Linked DNA regions of Mus musculus: regions 1 and 3 are each linked to region 2. Evidence: chromatin loops called from intact Hi-C (ENCODE). Cell type or tissue: heart. All regions are shown on one strand. Each heading gives the region's core, and the rest is flanking DNA. Links, peaks and the distances in the headings are about the cores only. Region 1 overlaps Map1b (microtubule-associated protein 1B). Region 2 overlaps Map1b (microtubule-associated protein 1B). Region 3 overlaps Map1b (microtubule-associated protein 1B).

Evidence for each region. A loop is a pair of places that touch in the nucleus more often than their neighbours do. Peaks named below come from ENCODE experiments on the same cell type or tissue, not always from the same donor. Only the 100,000 strongest peaks of a DNase experiment are listed, where the experiment ranks them.
Region 1: a loop joins it to region 2, with 2.4 times the contacts of the local background. A loop is called at or near these places in 6 of 42 quality-filtered maps.
Region 3: it touches region 2 in a loop (2.0-fold over the local background); 7 of 42 quality-filtered maps call a loop at or near these places.

The regions. Positions count from the first base shown.
Region 1 is chr13:99,502,725-99,513,288 of GRCm38, reverse strand. Map1b (microtubule-associated protein 1B) reads left to right here. Exons shown (of 7, transcript NM_008634.2): 2 at 5,080-5,181. Among named protein-coding and RNA genes, the nearest start is that of Map1b, 8.6 kb to the left of the region's middle. In heart, for the core only: no CTCF peak of the experiment used is centred there; no DNase peak of the experiment used is centred there.
Region 2 is chr13:99,439,625-99,450,188 of GRCm38, reverse strand. It overlaps Map1b (microtubule-associated protein 1B), which reads left to right. Exons shown (of 7, transcript NM_008634.2): 3 at 5,893-5,975; 4 at 8,415-8,555. Among named protein-coding and RNA genes, the nearest start is that of 6430562O15Rik, 32 kb to the right of the region's middle. In heart, for the core only: a CTCF peak has its summit at 5,148; DNase peaks (open chromatin) are centred at 2,658 and 5,038; H3K27ac peaks cover 499 bases.
Region 3 is chr13:99,490,883-99,501,446 of GRCm38, reverse strand. The region is part of intron 2 of Map1b (microtubule-associated protein 1B); the gene reads left to right. Among named protein-coding and RNA genes, the nearest start is that of Map1b, 20 kb to the left of the region's middle. In heart, for the core only: a CTCF peak has its summit at 5,156; no DNase peak of the experiment used is centred there.

The DNA of each region.
Region 1 (10,564 bases), core at 1,642-9,641, 63 kb before region 2:
GCAGGCTATGTTGCTTGAGGCAAGAAGAAGCTGCTCCATGGGGCTCAAGCTCGGCTGGTCAGCTCCCTGAGGGCTGGGGAAACCATTTCTCTCAGCTGTTAGCCTTTCTTATTCCCTCTTCCTTTCCCATCCAGACTGAGGCACTATGTAGCTGGAGACCCTGGAGTCTGGCATATTGGCCATCTGATTGATTACCCAAGAGCACTCCAGAAAGGCAATAAATAAATAAATAAATAAATAAATAAATAAATAAATCTAGACCCCTGTAGAGGGATGGTAGATACCGAAGCAAATCAACAGGCCCGAAACACCCTACATGGATGCTAAGTGCTTCTGGAGACCAAGGAAGAAAAATGCTCAGCTGTTTTTGAAAAGCACAAAATCAGGGTTGATCATTTCTTCTCCAGAGCTTCAAACAATAGTGTTCACTTGCACTGTTCGAGCTACACTGATGCAGTTCTATAGGACTTGATCCCAAACTACAGTGGACACCACCAACTGATTCATCTGTCCTTCCCTAATTGTCCCCAATGTGGAGGTAGCCTGATAGCCTTATTCTTACCAAAATGCTGGCATCTGGGTATATTTTAATATTTAGACTCTATACAACAATACCGGTCACACTGAAATTTAAAACATGGTACAATTGAGTTTTCATCAGTTCGTGCCATTCTTTCTAAAGAAGCCAAAGTCATCTAATGAATGTTAAGTGTCAGTCTGATGCTTTCAATTATGATTAGAGGGCAACTAACTGTCTCTCTAGGTGACATTAGATATAAGCAAGATGTGCTTATGAGAAGATAGATAAGTGTGCTATCCACTGCCTTGAGTCTTTAGGTGTGAGTTAAGCTGGTTACATTGTAATAGTCTGATGCCTCCTTAGTGAAAATGTTCTCTCCAAAATTGTAGGCAAGAAAATAAAGAACCCAGAAAGGCTTTGGGATTTCATTTTCATTTTCTTCTAGCAAAGAAAAAGAAGTGAAAACCATATATGGTAGGAGATAAAGAGACGCTAGAATGTGTTACATTTATTATATTCATCTTCACACTTCCAAAATCAGGAGGCAGATGGATTTTTGCTTGTTCTGCCTAATTGGTGTTACCACTAAGGGCTCTGTGATCCTAGCTGAAATCCAAGCGAGTCAGTCCCTAAATGGAAGGTCATTAAATCAATGCTTTGTTGTAAATCTTCCCTAAAAGCTTGCTTTTAAAAGTAATTTCTAGCTTTTAGATTTAGAAATAAATTCTTATAGATAACTATTTGCTTCTATTCTAAGATGTTATCCAAGACTTGAGGTTGTTTATTTTTCTTTTTCTTTCTTTTTTTTTTTAATTATTGCCAATGCTCTGAAGTGATGTGCTGTCCATGTGAGATATCATTTTCATTAAACACGAATATAAGACGAATATTAAGTTACTGGCTTTGTAAAAAGAGAAGCAAACCAAAGGCTAGGTCAAAGGAAAGCTGGGAAATCTTTTCTCTAAAAAGCCTCTTAGCATTTTCCGTTTAGCTGCTTCTCTGGTTTATACGTCTATCCTAGGTTCAAGTTACCTTCTAGTGTCGTTTTCCAAACAGAATCATAGGATTATAGGCTGACCATTCAGATATTTACAAGAAATACTCAAAAGCCTGCTTTTAAAAGGGAACGATTAAATTGGGCCCATTGAGGAAAATAACTTGTCAAAGGCCCAGGTAGCTGTCACGTGTCCGGCATGCACGGTGTGGTCCATTCATTTTCCTTTCTTTGATCTGCTGCTTCGGTTAGAAATAATGCAGTTTTCATCCACTAAAGGAGAGGTGCTTTTTGGTTTTATTAAGCCAAAAGTTTCTACAAGATCAGGGTAAGCTTTACGTAATCCAGCTGGAAGACCCAGTATATGATACGCACCTTCCTTCCTCACCCTGACCAGCTCTGAAATACCCTTCCCCTTCTTTTCCCCCTCTCTTAAACACCACGTGCACGCCCACTTCTTTGTGCATCGCTACCACATGGGGTGAGAGAAATGAAAAGAAAAGATGGTCTGATGCTTCCTGCCCACCTGGAATGAACACAGGACAGTGTTTTCCTCCCTGGGCAGAGACAGGATCCCGGAACAGCCTGGAACCTGAACCCTAGCCCCTTGAACCTAGCCAGGCATTTGAAACACAGGTTAACTACGCCCAGTTGCTCCAGTTGTTAGCCCCTGGGTAATCCAGGAAGGACAAACTCCTCTTAGATGGCTACAGAATCAAAGCCTCAATGAAGAGCTTGCCCTTAGAGGGGCGAGGAATATAATGTGTCCCCTCCCCTCTCCCACGTCCCCCCCCCCCCCCCCGTTTCAGAATCTCTTTCAGAACTTCTTAACAACACCCAGGTATCTCCCCTCTTTGGCTGCAGAGTCCAGAGGGAGAATGTGCAAAGGGCTTATCAACTGCAGGGGCTCCAGCTTTGGCTCCCAGTTAGGCATGAAGGAGAGACATGGAAAGACAGTCAAAAGCAATCAGCCTTCATTGCAAATGTCTCCCTTTGCTAGCAATATCCAGCATAAGGGACCAACTCGTGACTAAGTGTTTTATTTCTAAAACTGATAAGGCTCCAGAGTGTTCACTCCCAACTAAAGTAACCATGAAGTCTATATAGTCTTTCTATAAACCACAGCACCAATTATGCATCCTTAAATATTTTGACTGGAAATTGCTCTCTTAGAGAGAACCTTGAATATTTTTCTTTCATTGGCAGTTTACACACCGGAAGTTATTTTTACCAACTGTCTACTGGTTTTATTAAAAAAAAAAAAAACATCAACTCAATGGATTTTTTTAAAGTTTAACATTTTTCTGTTGTCAAATTATAAATGTAAATGACATAAATGAATATAAAATGAACAATTCACCACTGGTGTCGTGACAAGGGAGAAATAACAAATATCAATGCAAGAGCAAGCGGGTACCCAGCCCCAGACAAAGTCATTCAAATAGTGCAGCCATTTAGACGTTACTTAGAACAAAGATGGAAAAATAGTATGAATTTAAATACATATGTCTCATTATTAACTTATTGACCTGGCTTGACAAGCCAGAAGACAAAATGGAGCTCCATCAATGGTTCCGATTAAGCCACTCCGACAGGAACTCAATGGCTTTGCACACGAGGCTAGTATAGAGTGTATATATGTTGAAGTAAAATATTCTAATGAATTCAGACCTCTCAACCTGTCAAGCTCTGCGGGGAACAAAAAGAAGCCATTTATCATGTCTCCACTAAAAAGACCCACAAACTCTCAACATGCCTTTCTTGTTAAAATTTAAATATTCCATTAGCACAAATGCAAACTGAGGCTATTTAATGTTTCCAGGGAGACTCATAAAATTTTCCCTTATAATTTAGCCTCTCCTTAGGAGTGTTAACTCTTTCTTGTCTGAATCTTTCCTGCTATTCCTGTGAGAAATTCTCCCTCTATTGAAGGGACACCCAGCTGTTGAGAAGGTTCCTCTGATGGAACAGGTCTAGAAGCTCAGGCATCAGAGTTACAATTTCAAGGCCACCTGAACTAGTTAGAGCGAATTCTAGGCTGGTTTGGCTATGTAATAAGACCCTGTCTCAAAAAAAAAAAAATAAAATAAAATAAAAATGAGAGAAAAAGAGAGAGAGAAAATGAATTTGAAGATATCTTTTTATGTATAGTGAACTGAGTTCTACAATCTTTTAAAAGATCTATATCTAATATATCTTTAATCAAAATATTACATATAATTAAGACCTGTGTTGTATATACTATAGTATAATGCACATGATTATCCCTAAGATAGGAAAACAATGGTGGTAAATGGAGGTAGACATTAAGGATTTAGAGGTGGGTTTCATGCACTACCATGTAAACCCTCTAGGCTGATGGCATAAATACTAATCAATCAATGGATCAATCAATCATTGGCCTTTTGGTTAGAGATAGCTCACTTGCAGATATCCACCTAAGGGCTTAAGCCTCTCTCTGAGGAGTCTGATAATAAATACTTGTTGGCTCAGAAATTGGTTTCCGGCAGTTGAGGCTGTTCACACCAGTGTACAGTCCTGGTGCTGTGTACTGGCTCCATCACACGCAGTCTGTTGGGGAAAGTCCGAGCACATACCCATGAACGCACATACACGTGAACACACACATTACATATTACATGTGAACACACAGAGAGATGTTGTCTGGGCTTTGGCAGCTCACAGCTTTCCTGGCTTCTGTCCAGGGTTCTCATAACTTGATGGTCTCTGTGTTCCCTCTGAGACACCTCCTTTGGGTTGAAGAGGGAGGGAGAGGAGTACAGAAGAGACCGAGGAGATATGGCCAGTACTGAAAACCACAGTCACTCTGATGCTTCACTGTGGGTTATGCTGGCTCTTGATGGCTCCTTCCAGGCTGACGCATGGGAGTTCATGCCCACCCCCAAACTACCGAAGTTTTATCAAGTATAAAAAGTTCCCCTGGATTTAAAAAAAAATTCAGTATAGCTCAACAATTGTGAATGAAAAGCACTCCCTGACCAGCTGACTAAATAAAGTAAATTACTGATAGGACTCCTAGTCTAAACCTTGAGTTCCACCTGCTTATCAAAGATCACACAATTTGAGATTGATATGGGGGGGGGGAAGAAACCAAGGTCAAAAACAAGTAAAAAATCACACACATGCACTGCAAGAGCATCCTTTGGAAAACAGAGAGCCAGGCTTGAATGGCAGCCGCCCGTCCCACCTGCATCTGACATTGGCCACTTAGTGGAGCTGAAGAAGCTGATGGTAGTCTGGGGCCTCTTAGCCAGAACTGTCATCTTCTGTGCCTCCCAGCCTGCCTTGAGTCTGCTGTTTGCTTTCAGCCCCCAGCCTTGCTGCACGTACCCTTTCTGAGGGGGGCAGAACTTCAGGCTCACAGTTAGTTCTTCCTCCCTTGTGTCCCAGGGGAGGGGCCTTCCCTTTCCCACTTGTGGGCATCCACCGCTAGCCAAGGTACCTGCCATCAAAAGGCCCGAGAGAAACGTCCATGGGGGTGCTTTCCAAACCACTCTGAGGTGACTCCCAGAAGCCTGCCAACTGTCCTCCTTTTCCTCCACAGGGATCCGATCGTGGGACACAAACCTGATTGAGTGCAACTTGGACCAGGAACTCAAACTTTTCGTATCTCGACACTCTGCAAGATTCTCTCCTGAAGTTCCAGGTGAGGTTTCTACTCAGTGTTAGCCTAGCTCTTGACAGGATGAGGGGAGTGACCGTTGTCTGGAAAAAGCTTTGGTCTGGCATGGAAAGAAAAAAGAATTTCCTCTCCTTGCTAGAAGTTTCTTTGTATGTATGTCAATGACTTGAGCCAGCAGCCACAACTTGGAAAAGTAGAATTTAAGTAATCACCATGTGGATTATTGATGGTGTGGGTTCTTATGAGAGGTTTGAAAGTCTAGCTTACTTCCCTTTGGGTTTCAGTGTTCTCTGACCTCAAGGGATTACAGACTACTTCAATATTAATTTTACTCAAAGTTCTGAGTATAGACTGGGTGCTCCTACAATCCTCCACCTCCCTTCACTAGAAAGAGAAAGGACACTTGGTGTTTCAGACACAAAAGATGTTTTCAGCTCCTTAGTGTGGGAAAGAACCTGATGTTCCAAGCTGCTGTAAAAACAGCCTTTCTTTCAGAATAAGAGAATCAAAGGTAAGGACGCAAGCACCGGTCATATGTAAAGCTGTTCCCTCTGCGAGGATGTGTCCCGCCCACCTCTCTGGGCTTCGATGATGCAGATTCATCTCTCCCTCCTTTCTGAGCTATGAATTCCTCCTATCTGGTCCCATTTGGACATAATAAGAGAAGATTCTGGCTCCTATTGAATTCTCTCAACCCAGGTGCGTCTTTTCAGAAGGGTCACCATGGAAATGATACTACATTTTATTTCTTGACTACCACTTGAGCCGTACATAAAATCAAGACTTTGCTAGCTATGTGGCTCTCTTCTATGAGTTCTGATTGGCATGGGCAGAACATCAGGCATGAAGGTCGGTCTCTCTTACAGGACTAGATCATATCCCACTACCCCATGTGCAGAGATTCAAAGCCACTTGTGTGGAATGTAAACGACTTCTGGAGTCACTCTTAACTCAGCAAGATGGCCGTGGCACCTCTCCGCTGCGTCTTCCTTTTGACTTTGAGGATAGAGTAAAACCCACCCATTTCAGTGACCCTCTATTGTAGCTTTCCAGCAGAGAACTGAATGTGCTAATAAAAAAAAAAAAAAAAAAAAGTGGATGAGGTGGGTGTGGTTTGGGTAGGGTGGGGGGTGGGGCGGGGAGGAAGTTATCTAGGGACCATCAGCACATAATTTGCTAAAGGCTAGGTACAGCTTAAGGTGTTTACTCTGGTCATTATTGTGTTTTATTTTTCTGTCTTGCAAACCTCCGTAACCATCTGACAGGAGATAAGTGCCCTTTGCCAACAAGTATGCTTGTTTCAGCAACTAAATGCCAAGTTTCTGTCACTTCTCTGTAGGTCGTTCTGGCTTTCTGTCTTGTAAGACTTTTTTTTTTTTTCATTTCTACACATGTGGCTTTCATTGTATACATTCATATTTGGACTGCCTTCCTATGATGACAAATGTGCATTGCAAAAATGAAAGGTTGAAAAAAAACTGCAGAAGAATTAACTCTTTCCAGCCTAAAGGCCTAGCTTGGACTACTCTTGGAGACTAGGCAGAGAGCTCTCTCTAAATTCTCATGTTAGTACCCTGTCTCTCCATCTTCTTGCTGTCACCTGCTTTAAGAGTGGGTCACCTATCTAAGTGATGTCAGCAGTGCTCAGTGCTGGTTTGGGGACTGGCTTCTGGACGTTCAGCATCCTTAGCATTATAGCCAGCTGCAGAGCGGGTTAATGTTAGGACTATTCCTTTCCAGGCTGTGCAGGACCCAGCTTCCCTCTGAGCAGAGCCAAGGGAGTGGTGCCCCTGTGGAGTCATGAAGTTTTCTGAGCAAGACTGTGCTACGGGCTGAGTATTCCTTATCTAAAATGTTTAACACCAGAAATTCTTGGATTTTGGAGATTTGGAGTTTGGGACATTTGCATCTCTAACCCCCAAATCTAAAACCTTTCATCCAAAATCTAAAGCCTGTTGCTAGCCAAACCCTCAACCTGTCATCGACAAAAGCACAATGCAGAGTGCATCTTGAGCGTGCGGTGGAAAGAGGTTAAAGGTCAAGGACACAGACTGGGATGAGTGAAGGTTGTAAGATGATCCTTATGTAAGAGTTCCTAGTGTGTTTGAGACTAGTGGTCCCTCCCCACTTGCTTGAAACTCAGTACAAACCATGTGGTTTGTCTCTCACGCCACTTACAGTGAAACCAGCCGTGTCACCCTCATTAGAGTTTCAAGAATCTAAGTCTACTTGGAGAGAAGGAATAAGACGAGTGACGGAGTCTATCAAAACAAAAAAGTCATTCGGTCACTGTAAAACTGTTTAAATGGATGCTAGCTAGCATGCGCCATACACTGGGAAGATGAGCTGAGTAATAGAACCGGCATGACCTTTGTCACACTTCTGTTGTGAAAGTCATAAAGTCCTGCACCCTAGACATCAAACAGGTCCCTCTTCCCTCCCCGCATTGGTTGATTGATTAGGTTTGGTAAGTTTACAGCTAGCAGTCATGACAGTAGGATATTGGTCATCCTATGAGACTGAGGAGCCAAGGGCTCAGGTGCTAATCAGATGTGCTGTACATTCATGTTGGCTGTTATTTCTTTTGCTATTCTTAGGAATCAGAGGTCATATATGAAGAGTTGGTGGCTGCCTTAAATTGCAAAGGGCAGACCATGTATCTGGAGTTAACTCTCATACTAGCTTAGACTTTGTACTGAGGCTTTGGAGTTCATTGGGAGGCGAATCAGGTCTCACTCAAGATCACCCTGAATAGTCATTCAGCCTGGAATGTAGGTTGCCTTCTGCACAGTAGGTGGGTTGGCACAGTGTGACTTCTTGAAGACGTCAGTCCAGTGATCATGAAATCCTGGAGAGCACTGACTGTGTGATTTTTAGATTGGTAGTCACTGAAGTCTGCGTCGGTCTCTCAAACCAGCTGAGCATGGACCGGCTTTTGAGGTCACTCAGAACACTCCTGCTGTGCACCAAGGCCATTCTCTGTGGATTGCTCTCACCGAAGCTTTCTGGTCAAGTCAGAGCTGGACCGATAGGCACAGTGGTCCTGAGAGAACAACCCAGTCTTTCACTCAAGAGAGGGCTCTCTGCAGCTGAGTCTCTGAGACATCGAGCACTACCTTATATGCCCTTCTATTTCTGAGTGCACACACCATCATAAACCTTTTGTTTGTGTATATGATTTTTGTGCCTTAATGATGTTGGACTTGAGTCATTCATTGTTGCAGGTCTCCAGGAATAAGAATCTGCAAAACTTTCTATGGAAGCTCAAGTCTGCCATGACGCATAGAGTTTGACTGGCTTCCATTTCTGTTGTTTCTTTCCCAGGTTTAACTGTAGATCTTGGTGTATATAGTTACAGGGGAACTTATCTTCTGAGGGCATAGACAGTATCCCATAATCCCCTGGACTGGGGAGAAGCCTTCTCATACAGAGAGAGAGAGAGAGAGAGAGAGAGAGAGAGAGAGAGAGAGAGAGAGATTCCCCAAAGGAAAAGAACACCAGTTTCAATAGTCTCTTTTATCTCACGTTGTCATTTTTATCTGTTCTTTAAAATGGCTAAATTTTTTGATAACCCAGTTTCTTGCCATCAGTACAGATTACAATTTACAGATTGTAATTGACAATTACAGTATAGTTACAGATTCTGGAGCCAGCTTCCCACATTTGTCCTTAGCCCAGTCATGGGTGTCTCTGAGTGGCCTTGGACACTTAAACATCTCATATCTCAGTCTCTTTGTTTGTGACTCAGAATGCTTACCTCTGCTTCCGAATGAAGGCCAGTTGGATAAGTGTGTATGAACACATGGTAGCCTACCTTCTGGGGAACTAAATATAAATGAGTAGCCAGCTCTCATCTCCACAAGGAAGATCTGTATGTGCGTGGCTTGTATGTGTGGTGATTATTATTGTCTGTGGGAAATACCGAGTTCCGATATATGTCTGGCTTCCCTCGTGTAATCCTTTTTAAATTTATATTAAAGACAATCCTTAGAAGCAGTTGCCATGGGCATCCTCAGAAGGCACAGAGCTCTTCTTTTGTCTGGAGGTGGCAAGACTCTTCCAGTTTAGTCGTAGATAATATTTTCAGCACTGCTCTCAGTTCTTTGGGCAAAATGAAGACAGTGCGAGAGTAGAGCCAAGGCAGAGGTTAGACCATCTGCAACATGGCCTACCACGCTGGACACAAGGATGGTGATGTAGGGTGATAGCCTTGGCTGTCTCCCTTACTGCCATGACCCAGTCCCTCCAAACCTCATCCGCTCCATCCACCACTGCTTCCCTTCTCTCTTCAACCACAAGTGACAGTAGTGTCTGCCAATTTTCAGAGACTCACATTTCCTGTGGTTTACTGCCTTAGTCAGCTGAATTAGTAGTACAACTCTAGCGTATTTACATTAGTTCTCTCGCCACTAGCTACTAGATCACGTTCACGGAAGCCTTCTTCTGTCTGTGATTGAATCTGAAAGGTGTACATGGGCGGTTCTGCTTGAGAACCTGTGCCTTCCCCGTAGAGGATGAAAGATGAGCAAACCGCAGGCAAGCATCTTTAGGTCTGTGCTGAGAGACTGCTAAAAATATCCTTTCCGGAGATTGGCTCAGGTTAGAGAGTTGACACCGATATTTTACGTTTCAGTCAGGCGAGTCTTTCCCTTCCTTTCACGTTAGTGAGTTAAGGTCTCCTGTCTAACATTTGCCTGCAGAGCTGTAAGAGAAAGAAAGAAAGAAAGAAAAAAAAAAAAAAACCTCAACCATAACCCTAGGCTTTGTCATATTTCTGTGTCTATTCCTGGACAGCTAGCCATCGCGTAGATTATGACTTAGTTGTGTATGCCTAGAGTGAATCCACTGCTCTACAATGGAGAGTCATGGATGCAGTTTTCAGCCTTGCTCTCAGCCTTTCTTTAAGCAACAAAGCACATACACGCATCGTCCCTTTGCGTTCCAGGGACTGATGATGTGTCACTCAGGGAACCTGTGACCACAGGTTAGGCAAGTCTCTGTCCTGCTGCTTCCTCTGACCTATGTACATAGTCAGGGGAGGGCCCCTGTCAACGTGCCCACAAGGTTCCTTTATCCTTTGTCATTACGTCATTGTCCAAGGTGACAGGAGGAACTCAGTCGTTAAAATGACGAGCCTTATTTTCATGAAATAACCAGGCTCACTGAGGTAAATGGTGCCTGCCTGGGAAAGAGTTATTTTATTGCAAACCCCTAGCTTCCATCGGCCTTCCCTCTCGAGCCTGCCTAGCCTGCTTGCAGGGAGGGCAGCCTGCTTGCCCTCCCTTGGCCATATTTGCCCCTGTCCTATTGTCCCCTTCAGACTGATGGGTCCAGATCACAGCACAGAGCCTGCCATTGTCAAAACAGCCCAAAGTCACACTGGACTCGGAGTCCTGTGGTGTCTGTG
Region 2 (10,564 bases), core at 1,073-9,072:
TTTGGTGTCTTCCCTGTCTTGTGGTCATGTCTCTCTACGCTGAGGTGATTTTTGGCTCTAGGGAACATGAAGGTGGCTTTATTTGCTCCCAGGTTGCTTCATCCTCTCTTCTAGATGCTTCTTCCAATTTCTAACCCTGAGTGCAAAGGGGGGAGGGAAGGGGCTGGGGAGGGTGGGCAGAGGTGGGGGTGGGTGGGAATCTGCTAATTGTGGCCTCTCAGAAGCTCTGTTCCTGATAAACTATATTCACCCAGACTCTGGTTTTCCTGTTTAGAAACACAGGTAGGGCAGAGGCTCACAGGGGACCAATCGCCTTGGGCCCTTCACAGATTCCTCTCCTGTTGTATCACCTCTACCCTGTGAGGGAAGTTTGGCCACAGTTCCTGCCAAGGCAGGTCTTGCTTTCCTCCCAGAGTTAATTCCTCCCATCCCGGCTCTGTTTCTCTTCACACTGACCACACATCTGCCCTGCATATTATGTGGGTTCCTAGAGTAAGGAGGCCTGGTTATGGTTTTAAATAAAAGATGTTATTAAACGCTGCCTAGAGACCTGTAGGTAATTACCGACCACAGGGCTGTGATTTCCATGGCTGTGAAGCACAGCTCTTGATTCTTGCTTTTATCCATTTAGCTAAACTTCACCGGTGGAGTTTTATTGAGCACAAAGGTTTGAGGTGAGAGGGTTTCCCCTTCACAGCCCTTCTGTGATGGAGGGGTTGGGATGAAGGTCCGTCTCCCTGCCTCCTTTCCTGCTTTAACATGCAGGGTGTTCACAGTCCTTGAGTGATCAGACCTTATGTTTAATGAAGCAGTCTCAGGCTGTCTTTAGCCCAAGCGTCTCCCAACCCAACCCTAGGATGTTCTTTCATCTTCACAATGGAGTCTAGATTCTAGTGTTGGTTCACAAGACCAGATGCCTGATCAAACAGTCACTCTAGTGTTCAGCCCGCAAAGACTGGTGGGAGGGGATAGGAAAAGGCATGACAGCAGTGGGAACTGGCAGGAGAAAAGGTAGAGATAGGGTAGCAAGGACCTGTGGAATTCCCCCTGACCGCCATCTTGGCTGTCTGTGATTCAGGTCCTGCTTCATCTTCTCTCTGTCATACAAGTTAATAAACTGAAGTTGTTTAAATAAAGCTCTGGCCTGTAATCGTTGAAGGGGAGTTCAAGATGGGTGTTGAGCTAAACAAGCTTTTAGCAGTTCTGTGTTCATCAGGAGGTTGCTCAGCTACCTTGATGCTTTGATCTGGGCCAAGGATGCTGCGGAGTTGCTCTGGCCTCAGCAAGGATGCTTCAGTCTCCCAGTTACTCGGTACTCCCAGTTGCTCTGCGTGTGGGAGAGAAGACTCATCCATATGTAAAAAGAGATTCTAGCTGGGCAGTGGTGGCACACGCCTTTAATCCCAGCACTTAGTAGGCAGAGGCTGGCGGATTTGAGTTCCAGGACAGCCTGGTCTACAGAGTGAGTTCCAGGACAGCCAGGGCTACACAGAGAAACCCTGTCTTGAAAAACAAAACAAAACAACAACAAAAGCGATTCTAGATTTTGTTTTTCTTGAGACAGGGTCTTGTGCAGTCCAGACTGGCTTTGAATTGGGTGATCTTGGACTTCTGATTACCAAGCCTCCACCTCCCAATGGGTGAGGTTACAGGCATGGACCACCACGACCGATTTATGCAGTGCTGGAGATCAAACCTAGGCCTTAGTGTAAGCCAGACAAGTATCCTACCGACTGAGCTCTATCCCAGCCCAGGTTCTGTGTTGCTACCCTCTGTGATGAGAGTGCCTGAATTTAGCCACAGTCAACCTCTGAAACCCAGGAGGGTGCCTATGTGTTGTGTGTCAAACCCATGCTGAGAGGAAAATCTTAAACTCCCTGGGGAGATCTATAACTATCCTGGAAACATGAAAATGTCATTTTTTTTTTACCTTAAAAGATTTCAGAAATCACCTAGATGTGACGTGAACATAAATCAACAAAATAACCCAACTTCAAAAGACAAGTAGATTCAATTAAATACGATTTTAAAAATAGAAAAAAAAATCCCAGCAATAACTGCAAAGTATAGACTGTTTGAATTTCAAATACAGCTGTAGGAGACCACAGACAAAAGCCCCATTGTCTGAAGGGCCCTGCTGCTCCAAGGGGTCCTCATTCTCTTTTGATTCTGAAGTGGAGCAGACCCTTTGTCACATAGCAGCAACCTTCTCTGTTGCCCCCACCTCACCGGGTCGAGCCTCACAGCTATGTGGAATTTTTTTAGGAAGACTTCAAAGACCTTTTTTTTTTTCATATGGAAACGGACTGACACAACTCCATCACTCCATGTCCATCCTCCACAAAGCTGAGGAGGGTTAGCTATTCATAGGATGCTCCTTGGTTTCTTTATGAGGTATCTATAGGGAGGGCAGACTAAAGGGTGAGGAGAGAGGCTGGGAACTTCTTTCCTGAAGCCACTGAATGGGGACCTTTACAGGCAAGGGTGGTGGCTTCTCCCTGAGAATGCCTGGCCCTCTTCCCAGTGTGAAACATTCCCCAAATATGCAGCTTTGTGAGCATCCCAGCTGCCTGAGCAGACAGCCGCCTGCTGCCAGAGAGCGAGTGGGCACCCAGGGATGCAGGGTGTGGGGAACTGACGGGTCCCTCAGCCGAGGCCCTTGTCTTGGCAGATGCTGGAGAGGCCCGACCTTCGGTTACGGGTCTTGTGGTTGAATCTGGACAACATTCCAGCCAAGACAAGAACTGGGAGCTCTCTCTGACTGTCTTTACATCCATCCCTTCCTTCCTTCCTTCAAATCAACTCTACAAAAAGGCATCTTGGCGCACATCCGTTGTCAGTGTTCTCCCTCCGAGTTCTCACAAAGATGGACAAGGCATCATTAGCTGAATTCCTGGGCAGACTGCTCTGAAACATGACTTAGGGATTGTGGAGGTGACCAACAGCTGTTACGTGGCATTTGTTCTGTTTGGCAACAGAGAAAGCCAAGGAGGAAAAGAGTGTCTGGTGGACGGTAAGAAGCCCCTGGCAGAGGCAGCTGGAGACTTCTCTGGGGAGGGCTGGTGTGTGCAGGTAGGAGCGTGGTTGTGGTAGCTGCTGTTGCTTTTGAAGGGTGCAGTCAGCAGCAGAGAAAGGGCTCTGACTCCATTAGGGACTCTCGGGGAGGGGACTGCTTCTGCAAACCTTGCTTTGGCTTGCTTCTGTGACTCCTACAGAGCACAGTTAATGACAATAGTCATACCAGGTCTCACACTGTCGGATGCTCTGGGTGCTCACATCAAAGATATGATGAAGAAACAGCCATTCCTTTATTGGTTAATGTCAGCTTCATTCTTGTCTTAGAAGATCTCAAAGTCTTTGTTCCGAGGAGGCCACTGATGGAAGGGCGACTTGATCCAGTATAGATTTGTGTGATCTTTCACTGTGTCATCTGCTTATTTGAATTGTGTTTACTTTAGCTTTAAGTGTGCATGGATGTCAAAGAGGAAAACAGCCAAAAGGCAAATTTTACATTAATTACAAAACATAGCATTCATGATAAATGAACTGTGTCTTCCATGGTTTGGCATCTTTTTCCTAAGCCTCGGGTCTTTGCCTGCTCAAGCAGTTAACACTGTTCTTATTTGGAGTGTCTTCCTGACTGGTCTTTTGCAGTAGAACATTTCATGTTTCTATTTAATTTTTGCTTTGCTGTGTATAGGTGCTGTGCCTCGCCTGACCACCCGGTATTCTCTGCTGACATCTTGCTTCTTTAAGCCCATCTGTTGTTTTTAGTCTGTTGGTCTTTCCCCTAACTCTTCTTCAGCATCTGATGACAGTTTTGCCAAAGCCAAGTTCTGATAACTAGCTAGCATCATCAGAAGTGGTTAAATCCAGAAGGGATCTAGAGCTGGGCAGCCTGGGACCAGACCCTGGCCTGACCTGACCCTGTTGTGGCGTCCTGAGCTACTCGATGTCCTCTGTCAACTCTTTGTCTTCAGTAGTGAGCCATGGTCATGGTACCTCGTGTGAGAGCACTTCAGGGGATTCAGTGAAACTGTATGGGTCTCAGAACAGGGCGTGGCACCAGCATTGTTTAGTTTGGGCTGCTCCTCTGCCTTCCTAAAGTTGACTGGTAAATGTTACTGTAAGGAAAAGCAGGGATGATCAATAATGGTGACATGAGTAGAATGTCTCTAAGCAGCTGTTTCTAGTTTCTGTGATCCTTGATAATACAAAGGGGAAATCTCCAGCTGAGTCGAGCCTGGAACCGCCTCCTTTCTAATGGCTTTCCTGGGATAGCGTATATACATATACCACACACGCACGCAAAGTATTTTCTTCAGGGCTTACTTGTCTGTCTCATTGATCCTTCATCTTGTGATAAAATACATATAAAGAAAAATTGGCCATTTTAACTATTTTTTTTAAATCTACAACTCAGGAGTGATCAATATGTCTACAAGGTTGTATATGTCATCACTTACATTTTCAAAATGTTTTCATTACCCCAAACATGGGATAGTACCCATTAAGCAATAGCTCCCCAATTCCCCCTCCTTTAGCCTTTGGTAATTGCTATTTTAAATTTACTTATTCTGGGTATTTCATGGGCATAAAGTACTATTTTATGTATCCATTTGTGTTCAGCTTTTTTTTCCCCCTTATGTTCTAGTTCATCTTTGTAACATTAGCAGAGCTTGATTTTTTTTTTTTTCTATTTCTGACTAGTATTCCGTTGTGGGTAGACCACATCTAACCCAGACACTTGGGTTATTTTATCTTTTGGCTATTAAAATAATGCTGTAATTAACATTAGCACAGAAATATTTGCTCAGGTTCCTACTTTCAACTTGCACCAACCAATTAAATGGCAGTTCATACAGGATTCTGTTTTAGCTTTTCCAAGAACCCTAGATCTACTTTCCTTCTGTTTTTCTCTGTTGGTATCTCCCTCAGAAGCTCCTGTTTCTTCCAGTCTTCCAGGCTTCATTGTACTTCCAAACAGCAGGCGTGCTTTCCCTCCCAACCACGTGGCTTCCTCCCACATTTCCGAGGGAACGCCCCTCTCTGTCCGTTGTTTGCTGGTAAAGCATACATCAGCGACTCTGGCTACATTCACTGGATGGCTTTCATCTCCTTGTCAAGGCAGGGTAATGTTTGTAGAAGGCAATCCATAGGTCTCTGCTGACCTAAGCCTGAGGCTGACCAGCACAGGATGGTGCTGTAAGGAGTGGGAGATATCAAGAGCCCTGCAGAGCATCCTTAAACTCCCTCATCCCAAACCACACCTTACTTTAGTTCTCCCTCAGTTTTGTCTTGTGGGGCAGTTTGGCCACCCTGTCCTGGGGGAGGGTAGCCTTCCACTTCTCTTTTGCCCACTGTTTCTTCACTTTCCTACAAGCAAGTGAATTAATTAGTGAATACCCCAACAGACCGTAAGCCTGCCTCAGACAGCCATTCTGGCTGCTGGGTTAATTGTTAGTCGGGTTTCTGGCCGTCATTCACTTCACAATGAGGCTCCTAATTAATCTCCGCGCCGTTCTCACCAGAAGAAAGGACGTTAGGGAGAAACATCCCCAATTACCATGAGAAAGGAAATGTCAAGAGCTCCACTGAGTTTTCCTGGCACCCCTCCCTGGTCTCTGATGAAAACCCGGCCATTGGGTCAGGAGGCTGCCTAGCCATCGACCATGAAAGACCCAGTGTAAAAGCCTGGGGGCCCCAGGCTACCCCAGCTCCAGTTGAGCCTGTTGTGTGCACACCCTCGTGCTCAGTAGCATCCACTGTGTTTCCCAGCTTCCAGGGCCACATCTGAGTTGGAAATTTCTCTGCTGTCCCAGAAGTAGGCGAGCCGCTTTCATCTGGAAGAGCTAAAGGTCTCTTCTTTGTGTATTTTTTTTGTGCCTTCAGGACAAAAGATTCTTCATCACCGAAGTGACGTCTTAGAAACAGTCGTTCTGATCAACCCTTCAGATGAAGCCGTCAGCACTGAGGTGAGTATTTCAGTTCTGGGAGGTCTTAGAGCCTCCAAGGATGGGGACTTGGCTGATCAAAGGGGCTAGATAGGTGGGGGAGTTGGAGAGAGATGTACAAGGGGTAAGTCCCAGGTCCTAGGCTTCCTCGATGCCCAGAGCCTGCTTCTCTGCATCTAGTATCATAGCACCAGCTCACCAGAAGCCTCTTTCAATTAAGGACACAAGCGAACAGTGCCAGCTGGAAGCATGTTTGTTGAGGGGTGTAGAATGGGGGGTATGCACTGGGTATGTTGTTGCCAGGATGCAGAGCAAGAATGTAGCAGAGGAAATAGACGGCAAGCTCCAGGCTGGCACATACAGGGATGGAACTCAGAGACGACGAGCATCCCAATAGCATCCCTGTTCAGAGAGATCCAGGCCAGCACTAGCTACCCTTGGAAGGCAGGCCAGCCTCAGAAACATGGTCTCTAGCCCAGGTCAAATCACCTGGTTTCATCATCCAAGGTCGGTCAAGTTATCTTACTGCTTCGGTTTGCCCCTCCCTGTGAAGGAGATCATAATAGCCCCTGAATTTAATGCTCCTATGTAATGCTCTCTGAAGTGCTCAGGGCTTAGAAGAAGTGTGGCACATAGTGACTAAGATGTACATGCTGGCTCCTGCTGCTGTATCATTAGCATCACATGAGAATACTTACTACTAGAGAGAGTAATTGGCAATTTCAGGACCCACCCTGACATAAGAATTTGGAGGAAGCCAAGAGAATCTCTGGTCCCCTCAGGCCAAGCGTTGATAGAGCTCCTCTTCCACCTCCTCTGAGATAGAGTTGCTTCCTGAGCATTAAGGACCAAAGGCCCTGGCAACATCCTAGCCTAGGCTGTGTGTGTCTTCTGCCGGTGTCTTAGCAACTCTGACTATTCAGGTTTTCAAATTGGGATGTAATTCATGAACCATAGACTCATTCACTGAAAGTGTGTAGTTTTGTGGGTGTTTTTTTTTTAAGAATTATTATAAAAATGAGCAGTTTAACTCCAAAACATGCCTGTCACTCCCCAAAATTTCCTAAACCCATTAGCAGTTATCCCACTGCCCCTTAGCTTCTGACAATCCCTATTTTCTCTCTCCAGATTTTTTCCTGTCTTAGACATTTCATACAAATGGCATCATACAACATGTGGCCTCTTTTGTGGAGCTTAACTTAGCTTAGTGGCGTCATGATCTAGTCCAAGTGTAGCACGTTGGTCCCGCACTCCTTTCGACCATTGTGTGGCATCCTTTTGTAGACATCTGATAACTCATTTCTTAGTTTCTGCCACTTTCGTTGCTTTCGGTTTGGGGCTATCGTAATCGGGCCTGTTTTGACCTACTTCTGCGTGCAAAAGCTCTGACAATCCAATTAGGCATGAAGTCACAGAAAACCCAGGGGCACTTTCTGTCACCCAGAAGCCGGAGGGCTAGTATGTACCCAGGTAGACTGCCTAGCTGTGAAACAGGAGTTTTGTTTTGTTTTTTGTTTTTTGGTTGTTTTTTGTTTGTTTAAAAGCTTTTGTTGGAAGTATCAAGCTACTTTGTGGGCCACATGAGCCTGAGACAACTGCTTAGGTATGCATGCTTTTCTATGAGTGTGGCCTGTGGGGTTCATGGGCAGGGGTCATGGCCTGTTTAGTTTTGAATTTTCCCTGGTGCAGAACATGATGCAGGGCACGTAGTGTGTGCTAAACATTCATGAACTGAATTCAGAACCTTGGTTCAGAGGGTAGTGCTCCCGCAGAGGACAACTGGCCCCCCTCCCCCACCTCCCTGCCAGCAAAGGTTCTTTTGCGTAAGTTATTTTCAATTCAGTTTCTCAGATCGCCACTCAAGGGTCGCCTTTTCTTCTGTCCCCTGTCCCGTCAAGCTTCTTGATGCAAACGCTGCAGTCTGCATTTGTCATGGTGTGCTTGCTCTGGAAGGACTGCAAGAAAGGAATCCTGGGTAGGAACTTGAGGCCTGCTTGGAAACATGTCTTTTCTGAAGCTAGCTGGGTGACCTGGATTGGCATAGCCACAAGTCTCACCTGGCCTCATAGGCTGCAGGCTGCAGGCTGCTAGTAGATTCTTTATAACAGCTGTGGAACAAATGCTTGCCAGCTGTGAAGACCACTTTGAAAAGAGGAGGAGACTCAGGGAGAAAGTCAATAATACCCTGCTGTTTTGGGTTGAAGTAAAACTCTCAACACGGGATTCACTGGCACACTAATAACCACGATGATTAATTTTAGGAATAACTTACAGGCAGGGCTCTGTCCAGCACTCCCTGCCCCCACTCTCAGCTGAAGTAATTAGACACTCGGAATGAACGCGTTTGGTTGGCAGTAAGCTTCAGGCACAGTCATAGTGCCTGGGACTTGGGGGCGGGGAAGGGGACAGCTCGCTCTTACTCCGCACCCTCCCTTACTCTGTGCCTTCGCTGTGTTTCAGGTGCGTTTGATGATCACTGACGCTGCCCGCCATAAACTGCTGGTGCTCACCGGACAGTGCTTTGAGAACACTGGCGAGCTCATCCTGCAGTCTGGCTCTTTCTCCTTCCAGAACTTCATAGAGATTTTCACAGATCAAGAGGTGGGTTCCGGGCATCGTGTCTGGGCTATTGCTTGGATGTGTGGGGGAAGGTAGTAGGAGGGGCCTCTTTGAAATAAGCAAAACTATGGCCCAAAATTGCTTAGGCCTGGGATTGATCACTATTACGATCGATGGATGAGTGCAACCTCGGCCATTGTGCTGGAGGAGACGTCGGTGGGCACTGTGAGTGCATTTGGAATGGTCGTCATTAACGGATGGCAGAAGTGCTAGCGACACTAGAACCGACCGAACTCCAGGAGAAACACAGCTTTCCTGCTTTCTCAGAGATTTTTCCACAGATCTCTTGGACTTCAGCAGGATGAGAAGCTGGGGTGGGGTCCGGCCGGAGTGGACTGAGAGATGCACTTCCGGGAGCTACTGCAGTCAGAGCTGTCTCCCTGAGATGGCAGGCTTGGTGTGTCGTGTACTGGGAAGGACCATGTGTCTCCCAGCCTTCAGTCGTCCTCAGCCCCACGCTTCACAGAGAGGTCTCATGGCTTGGCCTCTCACAAACTGTCCGGCTTCATTCGGTTTCACCTAGAGGCCTTAGGAAAACCCTGGAGAGATGACACACCAGTTTTCCCTCTCCGCACGGAGACATAGGTCAGGGAGACAGCATGGAAGTGTGAAAAGGGACATTTCTATTCAGTGTGTGGAGCCCCAGTTTGTTCAGAGGGTGTGAGGTCATCTATATCTGGAGGCACATAGCACCAGCTCACCAGAGTGAGAAAGATCCCTGGCTGGCAAGTGGCTCCTTGCTCGGAGGCCTCTGTGCACACTCACAGCTAGCCTGTCTTCCCACTTTAAGGTGGAAGCTTTGCCTGTGTCTTTCTCTAGAGCTGGGCTTCCTCCACCCCCAGGGCTAAGCCAAATGCCCTGCTGTATCACAGCCACATTGCTCAATTGCCCTGAAATGCCAGGGAAAGAGCTATGATTTACCCTGGTGGGACTGCTGGGAAACTGTTGAATAGTCAATCAAATACCAGTTATTTTTCAAAATCTGTTCTTAGATCATGTGCTATAACAGGTACTTGGGCTTTTGTCTGGCATTCCAGATGTCAGCATCTTGTCCAAGGGATGGGATTGAGTTGTAGTGGCCAATCTCATGTAGGGTGGTTAAGTGATACAGCTGGTAAGATCAGCTCAGCCCTCAGCCTTTGGTTCATTTGCATGCACGTGGGTGCTTTCCCGAACTCCTGTACAGTTCTGTAGCTCCTTTGCCAAATAAAGGAAATGTGTAAGAAAAAGCATTTTCTCATTGCCAAGACTTTACACAAGGAGGTATCCATATGCCATTCATCTGGGCCCTAAGTAATCCCCTCTCTGAGAATGAAGAATGGTTTTATGAAGTTGCCACTTAAATCACTTTTTAAAGACCTAGCAATGGAATTTTTGTACAGTGGGCTGTGCGTGTGCCCAACTTTACCATTAATTACGAAGAAAAAGAAAGCCTTATCTAAAGACTTCAAGTTCTGTAGAAGGGACAGCGTCTCCAGGTTTGTAATCATAAATGTGGGTTCTGAGTGGCTTACACATTATTACATCCAGCAGCCACCACCGATGCCATGGACAGTCATATTCTCCTCTCCTACCCCACCTTCTCCAGAGGAAGCCATGCTCAGTGCACGTGAAAGGCTCGCCACAGTTTTAATAGACTAGATCAGGGTGGTGGGGTGGTGGGGTGGCAGGAAGTGGGGAAGGTAGAATTCGTGGCTACCCCCTGCCAAACCGAGGAACTCAGCCTATATTTCTTTTACCTAAATATTGAAGAAAGGTTGCTACAGCTAAAGTAGATTGAAAATTACTAGACTAGGGGCTGGAGAGGTGGTGCAGTGGTTAAGAGAACCAGCTACTCGTCCAGAGACCCGGGTTTGATTCCCAGCACCACCATGGCAGTTCACAACTTTCTGTGACTCCAGTGTCAGGGGACCCCACAACTTCTTCTTGCCTCCAAGGGCACTGGATCCATGTACTATACAGACATACACGCGGGCACAGTTAATAAAAAT
Region 3 (10,564 bases), core at 336-8,335, 52 kb before region 2:
TAAACATGAGCTGCAGGGCCTGGGCAGCTAACACAAACAAGACAAAAATAATGTGACTTTAATAAACTCTTCCAGGGCTTAGAAGGAGTGAGACAAATGCTCTCAGAAAATAAGATGAGACAGTCAGTATAGGATTTCAGAAGAAGTATGTGATTCAAAGCAAGGATTGAAAGCCCAGAGAGTGTACCACACCTCAGTTTGAAAGATTCAAACGGTTGCTGCTAACCGTTGCCACAGGATTTGGAAGGACTGAGGTAAAACCAACACCTTAAGGACTGCCCTTATTGTCTGCCCTTTGCTCTTAAGCCAGTCTTTCCTTAATAAAATGGGATTTCAGCCGTCGTGAAAACAGTCACTGCCGAGTGTCTGGCCCAAATGCATAGATTCCTGGGGAAGCCTCTCGAGGCTAGTGTAGGATGGAGTAGCTAAGTGCTCAGCACACCACACCTGGCCCTGAGCCCCCGCCTCACAGTGTTGCCTTTGGGTTCCTGAAATTCAGCCCCAAATACCACATCTGGCCAAAATAAAACAAAAACTGAGAGAAAGGATCAACGATGGGCTATGTCCTGCTGCCTAGGTGAATGATGCTGATAGGTGAACAGCTCTGCAGCCCCCTGGTGGAGTCTTCACAGGTTTTAAGCTTTCGGCTGGGAGACCACACTTGCAAAAGATCAGTGCAAGCTGCCAGTTAACTGCACTAGACAGATGCACTGCATGCCTGCTCAGATGAAGGAGTGACTGTTCTTCAGCTAGAATTCCAAGTATCTTCTCAGTGCAAAATTCAGATGGTGCAGTTCAGGAGGAAAACTCTGTGTGTGTGTGTGTGTGTGTGTGTGTGTGTGTGTGTGTGTGTGTGTGTGTATGACGGGGTGGGGGGTAGGGAAATATCCCCTGGAACTGAAGTTAAGTAGACAGTTATGAGCTGTCATGTGAGTTCTGGGAACTGAACCTGGGTCCCTTGGAAGAGCAGCTAATGAATGCTTTTAACCTCTGAGCCATCTTTTCAGCCCCTTAACATATTTGAAACACTAGGATTGAAAGGTCTATGAAAGAAACTTTATTTAAAAACTCTGCCTGTCCCACCTACTAGGACTGTCAATCAGGAAACAGTCACAGCTCAGAGCATTGACTTCTCAGGACAGGGGCTCTTAGCCCTTGCCTTTTCCTCTCTCTCCCTGTAGAAACTGTGAGCCAGACCAACTTAATTGTATTTGCACAACAGCAGACACCTGTGTGGAAAGTATTTCAAGACTCAGATCGGTGGGTGTTTCTATCTACACAATGCCAAATAGGAAATAATGTCATTGTCTTTTCCCATTTAAATAAGAACGTGCATGCTGGCATGTGGTCCTGCTTTACGCCTCAGACTAAGTACTTATGCACAAGTTTTGGAAGAAGGCCGAAGGATTACAGCCTATAAATTCGGGGATTCAGTGTGGTTTGAGTGTGTTAAAAGTCCCAGGCACATCGTTTGTTGCACATAATTGAGAATAGCCTGCATTTTAATGAGCATGATCAGCTATGCATATCTTGTCATGTGAACCATCAATTAGCACGGCATAATTTAACAAGTCAGTACGTGCAGATATAAATACCCTTGGGGAGCTATGATCAAATCAGATTATTACCAACAATGTGTGTGCAGGTGATCGTTACCAGAGAGCCGGGGTTATCCAGATGGAAAAGTGATTTTTATGGTAATATGGCTTGTGATTGGCTATTGCCATCTGAGGCCGTATTCACTCACTCATTATCTATCTATCTATCTATCTATCTATCTATCTATCTATCTATCTATCTATCCATCCATCCATCCATCCATCTATCTATCTATCTATCTATCTATCTATCTATCTATTCATTTATCTATTCATTTTTGTTTTTTGAGACAGGGTTTCCCTGTTATTTCCTGGCTGTCCTAGAACTCCCCCTGTAGACCAGGCTGGCCTTAAACTCTGAGATTTGCCTGCCTCTGCTTCTGTGTATGCCAATGCTGCCTGACTTACATATGAGGCCTGTAAGGCAATGGCTCAATTTTTCCCAAGTCTAATTTGATTTTTTTTCCTAAAGGCTTACTTTAATGTATGTATCCAACCCTATATGACATTATTGTGTGTTTACACAAAACCCTTATAGAGCATGCTGAAACTTGAAAGAAAAATGTATGTATGTAATAGTGCTATTAGTGATAATGTATGTTGACAACAGTATGGTGGTCAGTCACTCAAGGTTCTGTTGATAACTTTTTGAGGGGTTATTCTTCTCCAAGTTTTACAAATTCAGTGATACAGTCCTTTTGTTTTGTTTTGTTTTGTTTTGTTTTGTTTTGTTTTAGGCAAATACGTCAGAATTCACTTAGACTCCCTGAATCAATTAAGATATTTGTAGTAAATATGGGTTTGGAAATGTATTCTTCCTTCTTCTTTCCAGAGTGATGTCTTTAAAGATAGCAGAGAGGAGACAGAATGAGATGCCTTCCTCTTTCTCTTTTTTAGTTCACCCTTTAAGCAAGTATTGTCATTTACTAGATGCACAGGCAGCATCACTGAAGGGGTCACAGAGCCCCAGCCACACCCTCCTCCTCTCTGAAAGTGTAATGTAAAGTGTAGTTGATTTCTTCACCCCACAATCCTTTAAGAAGCCACTAAACACAAAATCCAGTCAAGATTTAGAGCAGTGGCTCTCAGCCTTCCTAATGCTAAGAGCCTTTAATACATTTTCCCTCATGTTGTAGTGACCCCCCCCCAACTATAAAGGCATTTTCACTGCTACTCCATAACTGTGATTTTGCTACTGTTATAAATCATAACACAAATATTCGATATGCAGGATATCTTGTAGCAACCCCTGTGAAAGATTGTTTGACCCGAGAGGGGCCGCGACCCACAGGTTGAGAACCCCTGATCTAAAACGCATGGAAAGTGAAATTGTTTTTAAAAGCTTGTTGCCCAAAATATCTTAAAAGTTTACATTTTGGAGCCACTTATATTTCCACTTATATTCATAATGTGTGTGGGGGGGTGGGGGGTGTATCACTTCACTTTTAAATTACAGTTGTACACTACTATAGGAGCATAAGCAATTGAGGTTGCATAAACTCCTAATAGATCTGGGAAACACTGTTTTTTTAAGGGATGCCATAACATCACAGGGAAACGTGACATGCCCCCGGCCACGCTGATGAAAACCCCTCTACATTGTTACCTGTACGAAAGTGTAGCACATGCTACGGTGATAGTACATCGTGGTTGATAAGGATAACCAGCTATCACTGATCAACGTGGTTGCTAAAATACGCTTCTCATTGTGACTCAGAATATACTCTAGGAGAAAAAAAGTTTTCTATGTGCAAACAGTAACAGAGCCCCCCTCATTTGACTGTCGCTTGGTTTTGCATTGGGCCTTCACACATATCATTCATTCACACACAACCTCCATGTTGTCTGCTTCTCTCTTGCTTTCATATTTCCACTTCATTTTTTAAAATAGTGTGTCTCCCTACTCTCCAATCACAGTCATGTTTTTTACAAACCATGTTGGTTTGGGTTATTTTTAGGCAGGAGGTCAGTGTTTTGTTTTTTAAATAAGCCTTACATCACGGTTGGTTATGCTATTATGTCCTGTCTGCTTTTTGTTTTCTTGTTTTATACATAGAACAGAGATTATTTTGTGCCTTTGGAATATCATTCCAGTGTATAAATACAAATGAAATAATGTGTCAAATTAGCTCACTCCATGGGGTCATCTAGAAATAGGCTTCTCTCCGTAGACATTCTGCTGCTGGCAACCTAAGCAAACTTCATACGGCAAATGGATTCTCTATGCCTGGTAAACAGACTCCTCGCAAATTTGAAATTAGTTAGCAACAAAAACAACAGAAGTTCCGATTTACAATTCAGGAAGAAAAAAAATAAAGGAAATAAACAAAAACATACTTTGAGTAAGTAAAAGCAAGACCTTAAATTAATCACGGAGCAGATTTCAGAACGGAACCTTCCAGGAGTCTAACTTTCTGATCCTACTCCTTTTCCTTGTGAGAAACCACAGAGACAAAGAGGCTTTAAGTTAAAGAGCCTTAGAGGGTAATGCCAGGACCTAGGCAGACAAGGTCAAGATGGTGAGTCATGAGAAATCACTGGCTCAAGAAACTAGAACCACTTTACAGAGTGAAAAATAAGCCATGTTAGACAAATGAAAACGTGCAGTCATTGCTTACATTATTAGCACTTTTTTTTGTTGTTATAGATTTCCTTTTAGCATGAAGGTGTTGGATATTTATTTACAAACTATCAACTTTCAGAGACTTGACAAAAACAAACAACCAATTTCTGAGAGAGATAGAGCCCTCCACAGGTGGGCCTGGGATGGACAACCTGGGCTTGAATCACCTCTGCTGATTAGATGTGTGCTCTTATGGATAAATTCTTGAACTTCAGTGTTTTCTAAACTTTATCTCAAAGATCCTTTTACACTTAATATCCTGCTATTTTTTTTTGATAACATCAACTCATAGTAAAAAAAAAAGTCACTAATATATTTGGTAAAGTGCTTTATATACAAAGGTAGTCATAACTGTTAACTGTGAACATAGCCGATGGGTCAAGCCAAGATGTGTTTGTATGAAGTTCTTGGGCATTCAGAGTAGAGCAGGAGAACTTACTGGGATGAATCAAAATGTAACTCTTCACACTCACCTGCTCACTGTCCCTAATGGGCATCGCTTGTCTGTGGAGTCTGGGGCTCTGTCATATATGAGGGCTAATAACGATGTGATATATTAGTTAATTAATTAATTAATTAGCTAATTAATTAATTAATAAACAGACGTTTGTTCCCACACACTCTCCTGTGGTTGGAACTAACTGTCCATCAAGATTCAGAGGCGGGCTGGTGAGATAGCTCAGTGGGTAAGAGCACCTGACTGCTCTTCCAAAGGTCCGGAGTTCAAATCCCAGCAACCACATGGTGGCTCACAATGATCCGTAACGAGGTCTGACGGCCCTCTTCTGGTGTGTCTGAAGATTGCTACAGTGTACTTACATATAATAAATAAATAAATCTTAAAAAAAAAAAGATTCAGGGGCACTTCTCAGTCACACAAGTATGTGCCTCCAACTGCTAAGGAGGAGAGGAGAGTGTAGCGCCATCTAGCATATGACAGAGGAACAGGTCCTCCAAGGATAACAAGGGAAGGGCCTTCACGGGTGAAATTCAGCAAAAGTCTTTTTCTTTTGTGCTTAAGAAGGATGATGGTCGCTACTTATATTTCCTAAGTTAGCAGTCTGCACTGCCTCGTTGTAGAGGATGCAGGGTTGTTTTTGGTTTTGTTGTAGACTTTGTGAGGATCACCGGAAGCTTACGATCCTCTATGGCTTAGGAAATAGGAAGCGGGAAATGGAAATTATTTAAGATCTTTCTATAAAGATGGTAAATGTTAAATGTATGAATATTTTTCAGAAGACTTTACACTATTCTGTTGAGATATAAGAAAAAAGGCTAGAGGCTGACACGAGTTTTCACTGACCACCTAGAGACTCGTGATTAGTGACAATTGGTTGGTGGCATCAGTAACTCCAGGGACCAGAGAAAGAAACCAGCGCGTTTAAACATAGGGGCGTCAGAACTCAGGGGTTGGTTGTAACTGTTACTGAGGTTCTGCAGTAATGGAACCACAGCACTCAGAGAGGTCCTCAGAGGCTCAGCATCCTCCTGCCTGCCTTTGTTTACTGGATTCATAGGAAGTGAGGGTGCTCCAGCGTCCGCCAGGCTGGTTATCTCTACCGTTTGCTTTTCATAGGTCATCGTGATGCCGCTTGCTTGCATGGTGGCTCACTCAACTTTGGGTGGCTCTCTATCGTTTCATAGAGGACATGTCTAAATTAATTTTGGGGATACCATTATTTTCCAGAAGTCTGCTTTGTTCCTTTAAGAAAGCCTTATAATTTTTTTTTTAAGATATAATTTTCCACTGACTCTCAGGCCAGAGTACTCATTTTATCATGTGCTGTAGAGCTTTTTTAAAGGTCCCATTTTGAGTTCTGTTTGTTTTCTCCCTGGAAATGTTCTTCTAGGCTCAGCATGTGTCAACAGGCAAGGTTGCATAGGTTCTCCTTCGGGAATCTCACGATCCCTCTTGAGTCCCACCCAATGCCGCCTCCCCTTACAGGGACATTTCCTAAACTCTATCCAGTCCAGGTTGCCAACCACAGAGGCCTCATCCAGACTCGGCTCTCTTTGGTTCTTAAGAGGAGGAAGGCTCAAGAAATGAGACCGGTTTCCCCCAAAGTGTGTCTTGCAGCCTAGAATTATGGACAGGTGTAAAGGACTGAGTTCGAGCCTCTCCAGCCTTCCTGAGTCTGACTGAACAGGTAAAGGGGGAGTGCAGAACAGTTAGGGCTGGACCACACAGGTTCAAATGCAAGCTCCATGTTATACGTCAATGCTCTGTGCCTCAGTTTCCTTACTGAAGACCCTGTTCTACACACAGTGGATTTATGAGTATTCGGGAGCTACATGCTATGTGAAGGGTGGAGATAGTGAGGCCGTATTAAATGATGTTATTAATACGCTGCTTTCTTCCTTGGGTGAAACATGCTAAAATGGATACTTTGATTGCGTTCTATGCATCTCTTCTCCCGTGAGGCTTCCCCCTCGACGTACCTTTTTGCATGACACCGGTTTACTTTAAATCACCATGGCCATGTTTGTTGTCATTAGTAGTGATGGTTCTATGTCTTTTCATGAGTTCTTCAAAGACTCGTGAATTTGGAACAGAGCATCTTCTTGTCTGTCTCCATGCCAACCCACTTCTTTAACTCAGCCCAAGTTGAAGCAGTCATTGTATGGCAGAATCTCTGTTTGCGGAAATCTGCCATTCAAAGCTGTCAGCATGTTACAGTCTTTGAGATGATTCAAAAGCCGTATTTTTCTAGAGGGAGTTGCGTTCTTATTTTCATTCATTTCATTTATTTTCGTGTATTTAAGAGTCCCCCGGTAAGGTTGACTTGCTCCATGGTAATTAGCAGAATATCCTCTTACTGTTTGTCTTGCTCTTTGGTGTGAGCCTTACTGAGCTGACCTTTACCTTACAGGGCTCCTCTCCCCTTAACTCCTCCAGGGCTGTGACATCACATTGAACTCTGCCATCGTGTCCCTTCCCTAAGTAATATGCAGTTACTTTGAACTATAAACCAATATTTCACCAAGAATGCTATCTTCTGTTTTTCAGGTTTTCAGATACATGTTCTTAAAAAGGGAAATATCTGTAGTGGTGAGGAGAGCTTTCGTCCCTTTAGGGGAATGCTAACAAGTGTCAGGAAAGCTGAGACCTCTGCTGCATCCTGACTGTTCAAACTTAGCATACCGTTGGCCACTCTGTGCAGTGATGTGTAGAGCCACTCATATAAGTGGTTGTGTTGAGCTTCTAATTTTCTCACAATATTAGCTCCAAGTTCCCTGGAGCCAAGTTTTTCTTTTCTTTTCTCTTCTTTTTTTTCTTTCTTTTTTTTTTAAACTTCTCTTCGTCTAGTCAAAGTCTTTCCCACCTTGAGACCAATTGAAATTCCTGTCTTCCCAATGGTACAGTTTAAACAGCAATCCCTTCCTATAGCCTCGACACCTACCAAAAGAAGCCGCACATCAATTCTTCATGTCACTCTAGGAGTGGCTATGCATGAATTGCTTGAAAATGCATAAATTGGACAAGGCATATTAGACTGTTTGAGTCTGCCACCATGGTAGCCCACCGGCTTCTTTAATCCTGTCTAATGGAGGCAGGCAGTCTGTAAATGCCATGGTTAGAGAATGTGCTAGCTACTGTCTTATCATTTTTGATACATCTCAAAAACCTGTGTTTTAAAAAGGGAACTTAGGTTATTTAACATTCAAAATGCTGATGATATTAGTTGCCTTCATGTAAATCAGTGCATCATCCATATGCCAGGCGCTGTGTGGATATCTTGTGCTATGAGTGTATGGTGTAGCAGTGCTTTTAAAATGCTCTTCTCTGTCTGTGCTTGTGAGGTTTTTTTATGTGTTCATGTTGTCTTTTGGGACACTGCAGTTCAATGGGCCTCGATAGGGGGGAAATGCAGTTTCACTTCACTGGTCTCTAGGAGATGTTTTTGCATCAGAAAATGAAGGCTGGCCAGTGTAGTCCTTTGATTTCTGCTCCTTTTGGTATTGCCACAGCAAGACCCCCTCAAGTGCATTACTGAGCCCCATTATATTCACTCCCCCTCCCCCCACAAGGCCTGGTGAGAAGGGCTTGCCTGTAGCTCCCATCCACCTCCCTGATCCTGCATATTAAACCCTGTAATTATAGCAGACATTACATTGTCTCCTGTCCACACCCACCCTCCTCCCTATAGGATGATGTCATTGCATGTCAAACAGGGGATTAGCATGAGGAGAGAAATTCTACTGCCTTTTTTTTTTCCCACTAAGAAGAATTTGGTTCTGATAAATTTTCCTACGAATAACTGCTGTCTTACTTCATAGGAGAAGTTTTTAAAAGGAGAGGAAAAACCTTGATAGCACAGAAACACACACACACACACACACACACACACACACACACACACTGGCCGCATGAACAGAGATAGGCGCTGCTGGCCGCATCTGCAGCTCTGTCTATCACTTAGTGGCCGAGCAGGGACACAAAGCAAGCCTGGGAAATCGCCCCCTTGCCTTACAAAAGCAGGGGCGCATCAGTCTTCTCAGAGCCCACAGTGGCCCTGTCCCTGCTGCAGAAAATGGCCCTGGAAAAAAAGCAACAGCAACAACAACAACAACAAGGTCCAGCCAGGGTGGTTGCTGGGTAGAAAGGGGATGCAGGCAGCTGGTCCCATCCGTCTTCAAAATGTTTGTTTTTTCATGATGGCGGGGATGGAGGATGTTCAAGTCCAATTTGTTGTGTTTCAGGCTAGAGCTCTTGTCTTCCCAGATGGAAAAATAAGTTAAGGTGCAAGATGGAAGCCGGGTGTCATAGAGTTTCTGAGCCCGGATTGGAGTTTAACAACCTTTTTCAATTCTTCCAACAAATGTAAACATCGACTTGGATATAGAGAAGAAAAAAAAACAATAATTCTAAAAAATAAGGAAATCCTTTTCTGTATAGGCAGGGCGAGTTGTTTTCATGTTTGAAGCAATCTGAGAGCTCTAAGTTGGAAGAGTTAGTGTAGGCCCAAGTGCAGCCTGGCTTAGCTGTGGGACCCTGGGCACCTCAGAGCCTCGACCTGCTCACCTGTGCAATGGCATTGACTAACTAGCCTCAGCAGCCACACCTCACAGGGGAAGTCTGGCAAGTATCAGAGGTCGTTTCCACAACCTAAAATCAGTTCAGATAGCAGGCTAGAGTTCTGAGAATAAGACACTACCCTAAAGGACAAAGCCTCTCTCCCTATTTCTGTCAGGCTTTCACAGAACCAGACAAGGACACTGCCTCCAACCTGTCTAGCCCCTTTTCTTGTGGAGGAGACACGGGGACTGTGAGCTCCAGAGCCACCTGCATTAGAGATCCTTTGAAACTGTTGGGCTGGCGGATGTTAGTTGTTTGGAAATTGGAGTGTTTAAAACCTTTTGCAGTGCACTTGGGCCGCTGAGACCCTCCTTAGAATTTAGTTTCTTTGGGTCCAGACCGTATTTTCTTGTCAGGGATGATATTGCATACATATACCTCATCTTTCCATCCTATTCTTGCTCTGCCTGGGAGGGTGGTGGCTGAGTTGCTTTTTTTTTTTCCTCCTTTTTGGGGGCATTAGGGGGGTGGAGGTTTCAAACAGGGTTTCTCTGTTTAGCCCTGGATGTCCCTTTGTAGACCAAGCTAGCCTCGAACTCACAGAGATAAGCCTGCCTCCCAAGTGCTGGGGTCAAAGGCGCGCACCACCAAGCCTGGCCTTTTGTTTGCTCTTCAGATCTTTTTCCCAAGCGGGGCTTTTAGGTGAGTGGTGCTTGAGGAGTAAGATTCTGAAGGCTAGTAATTTGACCAACAGTCGTCAATTGCAGTTCTGGGTTGGCTACGTGGTTGGAAGGACCCTGGGATGTGTTTGAGGGTTCTAGAAATACTATACTGTCAAGGCCACCTGTCACATTGCCCCTGTGTAGAGTGGGAAGAAGGGAGATGTCATGGCCACGTGCTGTCTCTGGATTCTGCTCCATGCAGAGTGGGGGCTTCACCAAAGCTGACTTCAGACATGGGCTCTCATCCTCAGTTTCTCCAGAACTTTCTTCTTCATTGGTGGGATGCTGCCTCCACTCCAATTGTCTGCCAATACGCCTTGGGTCACTTGGAATGTGGATAGCTCTCCTACCTTGTCATCATGGGAAGGCTGTTACAGAAGGGTTGTCAGTACTTGTTCTGGAGAGCTGAAATTACTGTCTGGAGATGGCCACATCCTCCTCTCCCAGGTTGCTGTAGGGACATCAGGGTCATCTTCCCCATTACCCCACTTGTGGCCCCGCTACACTCTCAACATGGCTGTCATCTGACTTATCCGTGGCTTGGGTTTCTGGGATAAGGTTGAATCTGCCTGCTAGGACCTCCTTGCCCGGATGCTGGGGAGCG